Linked DNA regions of Homo sapiens: region 2 is linked to region 1. Evidence: chromatin loops called from intact Hi-C (ENCODE). Cell type or tissue: heart left ventricle. All regions are shown on one strand. Each heading gives the region's core, and the rest is flanking DNA. Links, peaks and the distances in the headings are about the cores only.

The links. A loop is a pair of places that touch in the nucleus more often than their neighbours do. Peaks named below come from ENCODE experiments on the same cell type or tissue, not always from the same donor. Only the 100,000 strongest peaks of a DNase experiment are listed, where the experiment ranks them.
Region 2: it touches region 1 in a loop (5-fold over the local background); 31 of 110 quality-filtered maps call a loop at or near these places.

The regions. Positions count from the first base shown.
Region 1 is chr9:19,469,067-19,474,454 of GRCh38, forward strand. LOC105375988 (a long non-coding RNA gene) reads left to right here and starts at 1,036. Exons shown (of 7, transcript XR_007061431.1): 1 at 1,036-1,434. In heart left ventricle, for the core only: a CTCF peak has its summit at 2,924 (motif pointing right); a DNase peak (open chromatin) is centred at 2,945; H3K4me3 peaks cover 637 bases.
Region 2 is chr9:19,912,877-19,918,264 of GRCh38, forward strand. It overlaps a transcript of SLC24A2 not described here. Among named protein-coding and RNA genes, the nearest start is that of SLC24A2, 130 kb to the left of the region's middle. In heart left ventricle, for the core only: no CTCF peak of the experiment used is centred there; no DNase peak of the experiment used is centred there.

The DNA.
Region 1 (5,388 bases), core at 200-5,199:
CAGTTTCTTGTTTTTAAATTCTGGTTGTTATTATTATTGGTATTTAACACACAGATGTTGAAAGTTTTAAGTAGTCAAAACTGTTGACCTTTTCCTTAAGAACAGCAATTATCCAGGTGTGTGCCAGCCATCCAGGCATGAATGCCTCTGAAGTCCTTTTCAAGCATTGGCTTATTGAGTCCTCATAACAAGCCGAGGTAGGTACTACCACTGTGCCCATTTTATGATCAAGGCAGTGGCCCTGGGTACATTCCCCACCTAGCACATCCCCCGATGCCACATGCCCATTGGTCACAGAGGCTGAAAGATACCAATATCCTTTAAGGAGAGGCAGCAAATGAACATGCAAACGGGGACAGGCCTTGGGGCGAGGTGGGGACACAGAATCTCAGTGCTAGCCTCTGTAAAGTTTGAAACAGCCTTGCAGGGACTTCTGGTAAGCCAAACAGGGTGTGACATTCTGAGAACCACAGATAAGTTCTTTTACTTTCTTATACCCCATGGCCAGAAAAAACAGATAAGTTCTGAGGCCTACCTAGTCTGGAAGAAAAATAGGAAAGAAGTATTAACCAGAGCATTTCTTGATTCCAGATTCTCACTGCCTCAGCCTGGAGACCAGGATGGCACCCCCAAGTCCTTTCAAAGTCACCTGCAATGGAAACTCTCTTGCTTTTAGTTTTTCCCAGGACAGTCAGCCAACCAACCACTGGGTCTGGCAGGTTGTGCTGTGGAATAGAGGCTGGAGCCCTGATTTGAGCTTGCAGAGGACTGGTCCTGCCATGTAACAGCTTTGTGAGTTTGGGCACATGAAATTGCTTTGTAAACTACAAAGGGCTGTGTGTAAAAGCCTAAGGTGCCATGAATATCAGACTGGTGACAAGTGACCACCTTCCTGATGTAGATACTGAGGAGCATTTTTTTTTCTTTTTTACCATGCTTTCATCTGCAGCATTGTTTGATGACTGCCCCAAACCCTCCAAGTCAAGTGAATACTTCTGAGCAGGCTGTAAAATCCATCATTGGGCCACTTTTCTTCTTCCAAACTGTACACAACCCACACTGAATACCTGCTTCCCTCTAGGCCTGGGCACTTCTGTTCCCTTTGCCCAGCATACCTTTGTCCCTCCCCACATTTTCAACACTTGTACTTCTATTTTTCCCTTAGGACTTCATTCGTGTATCACCTCCTCCAGGAAGCATTCCCTGATAACACCCTGGCCACATCCCTGGAGGCTGGTTTATATGCCCTTCCTCTGTTTCCATAGTGACTTCTATTTTCTACTTACCATGAGGCACATCACACTGTATCTGTCTTTACCACTGGATACGTCTTGTTTATTCTTCTATTTGCAACGTTCTAGAATCCCTGAATATTTGACAACGTATGCTTTCCCTCTACCATATGGCATGAGTGAGACCAGGGTTGGAACAATGGTGCGTGCCTGTACAGTGGTATGATTTAAGCTACTTGCTTGGCCTCTCTGTGTTTGCATAAATGGAAGATGAGACTAATGATAACTGAGACTTAATATGGTAGCTGTGAGGACTATGAGAATCCACTGAGAGCGGAGTGAACCGTGCTTGGTACAGAATAGTGGTAGGATTATGGAATTCAAAACGAGGCAGCTGTTGTTGTCATCAGTGTATGGCTGGCCTGGATCCATGATACTGATGTGACACCATTATTTATATTGTGGGTCAGATTCCTCCATTCTTGTGGGTAAGTTCCATGAGGGAAGGTCTTTGTTCAGCTTACAGCTGTATCTCTGTAGCTTAGAATAGTGCCTGGAACATAACGGGCAGTTGGTAAATGCTGGTTGAATGAGTGAATGAATGAGGTACCAAGAGACCCCATGGGATGATTAATCTTGATGGCCAGTCCAGTGTCCCCTGGCGTCCAAGACTTCTTTTATGCCTTATAATCTGGCTAGTGTGTGTCTCCAAAGAGCCTTCATTTAGCCCAAACCAGAGGTTCCCAAACATTTTTACCAACTGTCTTCTTTATCATAAGTTTGAGGAAAAAGTTATTTCTCTTGAAGAGAAAGCAAGAAGGAAGAGAACGCCCTGTTTTAACCTCCAGTGCCAAACGCAGCCTGAAACACACACGCCCACACAGCTCCTGTTCTTGGGAGAGAGGCACGGTAAAGTGGCATCTGGAAAAAAAACCCAGTTCAAGCCAAATTTGTGTCAATCCCTTCTCTGTCAGCCTGTGCTTCCAAGCACGGTATACCAAGATGACAGTTCCACCCAGCTTTCTGCTTTTTCTTCTTTCCAAAGAGAACTTTGATTAAAAAGAATCTTAAGATGCCTGGAAAGAAATTTCTAGCCTACAGACCAGCATTGTCTATGATAACTTTCTGTGATGACGAAAATGCTCTGTAATGTGTGCTGCCACTAGTTACTTGTGGCTGTTGAGCACTTCAGGCTGGTGTGCCTGAAGAGCTGAGTTTTCAATGTAATTTTAATTAATTTAATTTAGATAGCCACATATGATTAACGGCTACGGAGCTGGGTGGACGGGACAGTGATGTGTGGCTGAGCGGAGAGGGCTGCAAAGGGGGTCTCAGATAGGGGTCTGACCCTGGAAGTCTTCTCTTGGCCCTTTCTGGGGGACTGGAATCAAGAAAAGGCCAAGAGCCTCTCAGTGCTTTTTAACATAGGTGCCCCTTGATCAGCTTAGAATAAGAAATGAGGTCACATTCCTTTTAATGTTCAAACCACATGACTTATGATAAGGGCGTCATGAGCCCTGATCATGCCTCACTTTCTTCTCTCACCGAGGGGGATCTCCCTCCTGGAAAAATCTCACACACTCCCTCCCTGGGGACTTCCTTGGTCCTGGGGCGGGCAGTGTCATTACTCTCATCACCAGGAGAGAAAATCAGGAATTCTCGTTCTCGGCTGCTACTGCCGCCTTGGTCACTAGGTGTCACCAGTGGTCCTGCAGCCCACCAAAAGGAAGGCGGCCACACCAGTTGGCAGGTCTGGGGACAAACCTGGAGGCTGCGGTGGAGGGAGAAGTTGGCTTCCTGAGGGGGTGAAACTGACACTCACAACCGTACTAGATGCACCAGATCAAGTGTCGTGGTGTGGGGGAACGTGGGCGATAGGGTTCTGGGACATTTGCCGTGTGACTGTGACCCGTGTGACCCGTTTTGGTCGTCTAAGGGAATAGTTTCTGCCTACATCCTGCTGAAAGAAGTGGCTTTTGGAATGCCTGCCCTCTTTCTCAATGGACCCCAGCAGGCAGCCCCCTTATGAAAGGGAATTGTTTGATGTCAGTGCTCATCCCAGAGCCTGAGTGCTTAATATTCCCCGTGGTCACCCACTTTTGAGGGAAAGTGGCTTCAAAGCAGGAGTGGTGACAGACCTGGCTCCTGGTCCCCACACTGCTGACCACTTCTGGTGTGACTCAACCTTCCATTCCCACCCCCAACTCCCGCCCAGCACCTGTACCAGAGAGAAAATAAGACCTGCTACACATTTTGGTAACTTTTTGCTCTTGACAGTAAAATAAGATTTTACTTTCCTGACAGCTCAGAGTATAGTAGGGGCTTAAATACTTGCTAGCTGACTGAATACTAGTTAGAGGGTTATTAATGTAGGTAGGGGAGAACTGCACTTTCTTTCCAAGTGAGATTCAATAATACGTATCTTGCCCCCAACTTCCTGGAGTCGGAAAGAGTATGGTTTCATTATAGCCTGGCCTCCAATCAGCTGTGTAATTGGGTATGTCACTTAATCCTTCTGAGCCTCAGTCTCCTCATATACAAAATTAGGGCGAAATCTAACTTTCAGATGGGGTGATGGTTAGTTTTATGTGTCAAATTGGCTGGATGATGGGGTTTCCAGATATTTGGTCAAACATTATTCTGATGTTTCTGTGAGGTAAGAGCATTTCTGGATGAGATTAAGGTTTAAATTAGTTAATATATATATTTTTTGAGATGGAGTTTCACTGTTTTTGCCCAGGCTGGAGTGCAATGGCATGATCTCGGCTCACTGCAATCTCTGCCTCCCAGGTTCCAGCCATTCTCATCCCCCTGAGTAGCTGGGATTATAGGCGCCTGCCATCATGCCCAGCCAATTTTTGTATTTTTAGTAGAGACAGGGTTTCACCATGTTGGCCAGGCTGGTCTTGAACTCCTGACCTCAGGTGATCCACCTGCCTCAGCCTCCGAAAGTGCTGGGGATATAGGGGTTAGCCACTGTACCTGGCCATGGATTTTTTTTTTTTTTTGAGACAGGGTCTCAATCTATTGCCCAGGCTGGAGTGCAATATGGTGATCATAGCTTGCTGCAGCCTTGAACTCCTGGGCTCAAGCAATCCTCCCACCTCGGCCTCCCAAGTAGTGGAGATTACAGGTGCATGCCACCGTGCCTGGCTAACTTTTTTATTTTGTTTTTTTTTTAGAGTTGGGGTCTTGCTATGTTTCCCAGGCTGGTCTTGAGCTCCTGACCCCAAGTGATCCTCCTGCCTTGACCTCCCAAAGTGCTGGGATTACAGGTGTGGGCTACCATGCCCAAATTGGTAGACTTTAAGTAAAGTAGGCTCCCTCCATAATGTGGGTAGGTCTCATCCAATCAGTGGAAGGCCAAAATAGAACAAAAGAAACTTTCTCCTACTTCTCTAGCAGATGGCTTCAGACTACATCTGCAACATCACCTCTTCCTGGTTCTACAGCAGATGGCCTTCAGGCTCAAACTGGAATATCAGTGACTGGCTGGGTCTCCAGTCTACTGGCCTTGACTGGAACTGCAGCATAGACTCTTCTGGGTCTCTAGGCTGCCAGCCCACTCCACAGATTTTGGACTTGCCCATTCTCCATAATTGTGTGAGCCAATTCCTTCTAATGAATCTCATCTATTCTTTTCTTTTCTTTTCTTTTCTTTTCTTTTCTTTTCTTTTCTTTTCTTTTCTTTTCTTTTCTTTTCTTTTCTTTTCTTTTCTTTTCTTTTCTTTTCTTTCTTTCCTCCCTCCCTTCCTTCCTCCCTTTCTCCCTTCCTCCCTTCCCTTCCTGTCTGTTTTGCTCTTGTTGCCCAGGCTGGAGTGCAATGGCATGATCTCATCTCACTGCAACCTCTGCCTCCTGGGTTCAAGTGATTCTCCTGCCTCAGCCTCCTGAGTAGCTGGGATTACGGGTGCTCACCACCATGCCCAGCCAATTTTTTTTTGTATTTTTGGTAGAGACAGGGCTTCACCATGTTTGCCAGGCTGGTCTTGAACTCCTGACCTCAGGTGATCCACCTGCCTTGGCCTCCCAAAGAGCTGCGATGACAGGCATGAGCCACTGTGCCCGGCCAGTAAATCTCTTTCTATATAGTCTCACGTTCTGTTGGTTCTGTTTCTCTGGAAAACCCTAATGCCGATGGCTATGGGGATTAACT
Region 2 (5,388 bases), core at 123-5,122, 440 kb after region 1:
CAGAAACATTATATCCAACTTTTCCCTCAACTTACAGGCTTGTGAAACTATCAACAAATCATTTGTAAAAATTTAAATGAACCTGATCTCCATTTATTAATATTCTCTCCTTCTTCAAAGCCTATGACTCAGGTCTCCTGGTTTTCTTTATATCTCTCTGACAATTACCTCTCTAATTCATTGGCTATTTCTCTATTTTTCTTAGCCCAGTTTCTATCACTTCTACATTCTCACATCATTTTACATACTCTTCCCAGGTCGTCTCATCTAAATTGAAGAATTCAACCACTATCTATTTGCTAATGACTCCAAGATCTATGACCAGTTTTTCCAAAATATAGGCCCCATATTCTCATCTACACCTGAATGTTTGGCTGCAGGCTTATACCAGAGATACCAGTCATTTTTTTGTTTGCCAACATTCCCTTCTTAGAGACGTGCCCACATCCCATAAAGAGTAGTCACATAAATCACTCTGACTTCATCCCTCAGGCCATAGCTGACTTGGCCAGAGTGGATATCTCATCCAAGCTAGTCCAGTCAGATTCCCTTGTGTGGGAATCAATCACCTCCATCTGTAAGGTGATTTAGGGCTTGGAATTGTGTCCTGAGGATAAATAAGCAGAGAAAGCCAGTATACAGGGAGAATCCAGAGATTAGGGCAGACATGCAAAGGGAAGCAAAGCAAAGGACATCGTGATTTCAGAAAGATAGAGATGGAGTAGGTGGCTGCCTGAGAATTTTCCAGTGCCAGCAAGCCTATGCTTTATTGCTTTCATTGTATTTCATGAGATTAACCATCCTTTATCAAATACAATTTGAAAACCTACTTTATGCCAGGAACTTTGCTAGGTATAAGAGAAATTTTGTTGAATAAGGAAACCATGGTCTATGACTCCACAAATCTACATTTGAATGCCTTCTCACAGTAAATTCTTGTTTCCTTGCATTTACTTGAGTGTGTTTCTTGCATTCCATCAATCCATACTTAATTCTTTTTTTTCTTTTTTTAATTTTTGTTTTCCTGGGTAAGCACTTAATTCTTACTGTATCCCAAACCAACCTCATCTTCCTCACTATGCCAGCTCCTTCTCCAAAAAACCTACAATCTTGATCAGCGGTGGTATGCCCAATCTTGATTAACTGGGTAGTATGCCCAGTTTTCAAAACCAGAAACCTCACAGTTGCCCTTTGTTCCTCCTCTGCTTCACTACATATCTAGTCCGTTACCAAATACTTTGGGTTCTACCTCAAAATGCGCTTCCTTTCAGATCTTACTTTTTGTCCTTACTTTTATCTTGTCCAGGGTTAGATTCTTGACACCTGCCACTTGAGTGTTTCAACCACCTCCTGTCAGATCTACCTGTTGAATATCTCCCTACACAGCTCATCCTCCATGATGTCATCAGACCTCTTCCTAGGATCCATACTGGATCTTGACACATGCCTCCTAAACATGTCCACTGGCTTTCCATTATCACGAAAATAAAACCCATACACCTTATACAAAAGACCCTACTTGATCTGGTCCAAATTCCTCTCAATTGCTCTCTCCCACAACTTGTATTCCAGTGATTTCCAGTCACTAAACATGTAGCATTTTCTGAGTTTGCTCATTTTTAATAATATACATTTCCTTCTGTCTAAAAAGGCTATCCTCAGGTCTTGGCCTGGCAAAGTCATCTTTTAAGACCAGCTCAAATATCATCTATTCTGAGCCAGGCAGAGGACATGTTCTCTTAAGGCATTCTGTTCACCCCTCTGGCATAATCTAGCCGAGAGTGACAAGAGATTACGATAATAATCCCTTATGACCTTGCCTTGTTGTTAACAAAGTTATCTCGTTTGAACCATATAATGACTCAGATGAGGCAAGAAGGCATCCCATTTCATAGATGAGAAAATGGGCTCAAGACAGCAAGTATCCTCCCCAGTGTCATGTGGACAGGATGGGATCCAGATTTTGTAGCCAGAATCTGGCCACATAAAAGATCTGAGCTGAGGTGCTTCAGGAGTTCTGCACACATTTGATTTGTATTTTATTTTAAAACATGTATTTTAATAATTTAAAAAAAAGATTGATATAAAAGTCACCATTTTAGCCATTTTAAAGTGTGCAATCTAATAGTTTTTAGTATATTCACAATGTCGTACAACTGTTACCATTAAGTAACTCCAGAATATTCCCATCACTCCCAAAAGAAACCCTATACCTCCCAATCCCATCCTCTACCTGCCCTTGGCAACTACTTTTGTCACTATGAATTTACCTATTTTGGATATTTCACATGAATGAAGTTATATAATATGTGACCCTTTTTTGTCTGGCTTCTTTCCTTAGCATAATGTTTTCAAGTCTCATATATGGTGTAGCATGTATCAGCGCTTCGTTCTTTTTTATTGCCTAATAATATTTCATTGCATGAATATACCACATTTTGTTTATCCATTCATCAATTGATAGACATTTGGGTTGTTTCCACTTTTTGGCTCTTGTGAATAATGTCCCTATGAACATTCCGGTACAAGCTTTTGTGTGAACATATATTTTCAATTCTCTTGGGCATATACCTAGGTATAGAATTGTAGGGTCATACGGCAAATCTTTAACTTTTGAGGGATTGCCAAACTTTTTCCAGAGCACTGCACCATTTAATAATATATTCCCACCAGCAATATATTAAAGGTTCCAATTTATCCATATCCTTACCAACAGTTATTTTCTTGGCTTATTATTATGATGATGATAGTAGTTCTAGTAGGTATGAAGTAGCATCTCATTGTGGTTTCTTATTTGCCTTTTTCTAATTCCTAATGAGCATCTGTTCACATACTTATCAGCCATTTGCATATCTTCTTTGGAGAACTATCTATTCACATTCTTTGTCCATCTTTTAATTGGGTTATTTACCTTATTCTTGAGTTTTGTGAGGTTCTTTATATATTCTGGATATATATGATATATTATTTGCACAAATTTTCTTATATTCTCTGGGTCATCTTTTCCCTTTTTTGATAGTTTCCTTTTATACATAGAAGGTTTTAAGTCCAATTATTTATTTATTGTGCTTTTGATGTCATATTTTAAAAACTGTTGCCTAACCAAAGGTCATAAAGCTATATCACAGCTATATTTTCTTCTAAGAGTTTTACAGGTTTAGCACTTATATTTTGGTAAGCCTTAGATCCGTTAGAGATAATTTCTATAAATGGTGTGAGGTAGAGGTCCAAATCACTCTTTGCATGTGAATATTCAGGTAACCTGGGATCATATATTGAAAAGACTATTCTTTCCTCATTTAGTGGTCTTGGAATCCTTGCAAAACATTTATTGACCATACATGTATGGTTTATTTCTGGACACTCAACTCTATTCCATTGGTATATATGTCTATACTTATGCCAGTACCATGTCGTTTTGATTACTACAGCTTTGTAGGAAGTTTTGAAACTGAGAAGTGCGAGTCCTCCAACTTTGTTCTTATTTACTTCAATAATTTAAAAGCATGTGTACATCTTCTTCTAAAAATTTTTTTAAAGTACTATGTGCTTATTTTACACAAGTTAAAAATTTACCTAAGAATTTAAGATAAAAATGAAGGCAGAAGGCAGATATTGTCAACTCACTGTCAACATTTTGAAGCATTTCCTTCCACTTTTACAAATGTGTCTGTATGTACATCTAAGTAAATAAATAATACACATTTTCATATTTATGGAAACTGAAATGCATAGTTTTATATCTGCTTTTTTCCACTTAGCATTATATTGGGAGCAATTTTCCAGATTATTAAATATTCCTGGAAAATGTCATTTTTACAGCTGCATTCTATTATATGGATGTATAATAGTCACTTCTCTAGAGCTGGACACGTAGGCTATTTCTAGTGTTTTTCTGGCGTAAATGTTGATGTAATAAACTTGCTTATATGTCTTTTTGTGCATGTTTAACATCCTTCTTAGGATAGATGCTATAAGTAGAATCACTGGGTCAAAAATTTTAAGAATTTTAAGAATCTTGATTTTTATGGTTAAATTCTGTACCATTCCTAATGAGTTATATGAATTCCAAGTTCTTTATGTATAGGTGCAAATAACTTACCTGTTTTTTTTTTTTTTTTTTTTTTGTGCCTACATTTAATTTTGGTAATTAAATATTTTGACTTATGGAAGCTTCAGATTTTCCTTGAAATTATATCTTCTAAGTTTTTATTCTTATTTTAATTTTGTATTTTCTTTAACTGCTTTTAGATTGGAATGTCCTTATTCACAAAGGGACCACAGACATTTATCTCCCTCTACTTTCAGGTTTTGTTTTGTTTTGATCTCACATAGCCATCTGAAATTTATTTTAATGTTATTTCTTTAGGAAATATCTAATTTGATTCTTTCCTGAATTTTTAGCCATAATATTTTCTTTGTTATGGTCTTAAAGTTTATATTTGGTAGAACTGATCTTGAGTTTTCTTTTTGTGTGGTTTTTTTTTTTTTGGCATTTAGTCTGCACTTTTGCCTCCAGATAAATTTTATTAGCACATTGTCAAATTTTTGAAAAATCTCACTGAGATTTGGATTGAGATGACATTAGACCTCTAAATTAATATGACATCTTTACAGTATTCATTTACCCATCCAGGAACATCATCAATCTCTCTATTTTTATGAATCACAGCCAGGTCTTGTGATTTTTTTTCATATGGATCATGCATATAAGCTTATCCCTCGGGTTTTCTGTGTGTCTTATTAAAATCATGAATAGAAACCTTTTGTTGTTTTTGTTGCTTTTCTACTTAAAACGTATTCTAACAAATACTTAACAAACGTTTCAATTTGTATTTTTGTCTCATATCTATATCTTGATAGTTTTTCAGTAGATGCTTTGGAGTTTTAAGATTATGTGATATTATTTGCTTATAGTTATTACGTTGTCTCTTCATTTCCAGTAACTACAAATGTGGCTTTTCTTTTTCAAATATTAGTAGAATATTTAGAACTTTAACAACAGTATTATATAAGTGTGGACAAAGGGAATACTTATTTTGTTCCTTTGGTAATGGCAATGCCTGTAGTGCTTGTTTTGCTATTAAGAGAATAACTATCTATTGGCTTAAGATAAATATTCTTCCTTGTATTAAGGAAGCATCCTTCTATTCCTGGTTTACTAAATTGTTTTTTTAAATACAAAATTTGAGTTGAACTTTATTACAATCTTGTCATTATCCTTCGAAATAATCATATTTTTCTTCTTCTAACAACTGACATTATGTGTGTGTGTGTGTGTGTGTGTGTGTGTGTATACATACACATATATGTATTTCCTAATATAAACCATCTTTACATTCCTGGGAACTATTTTATTTGGTTGTAGTATAGCGTTTATTTAAGTTG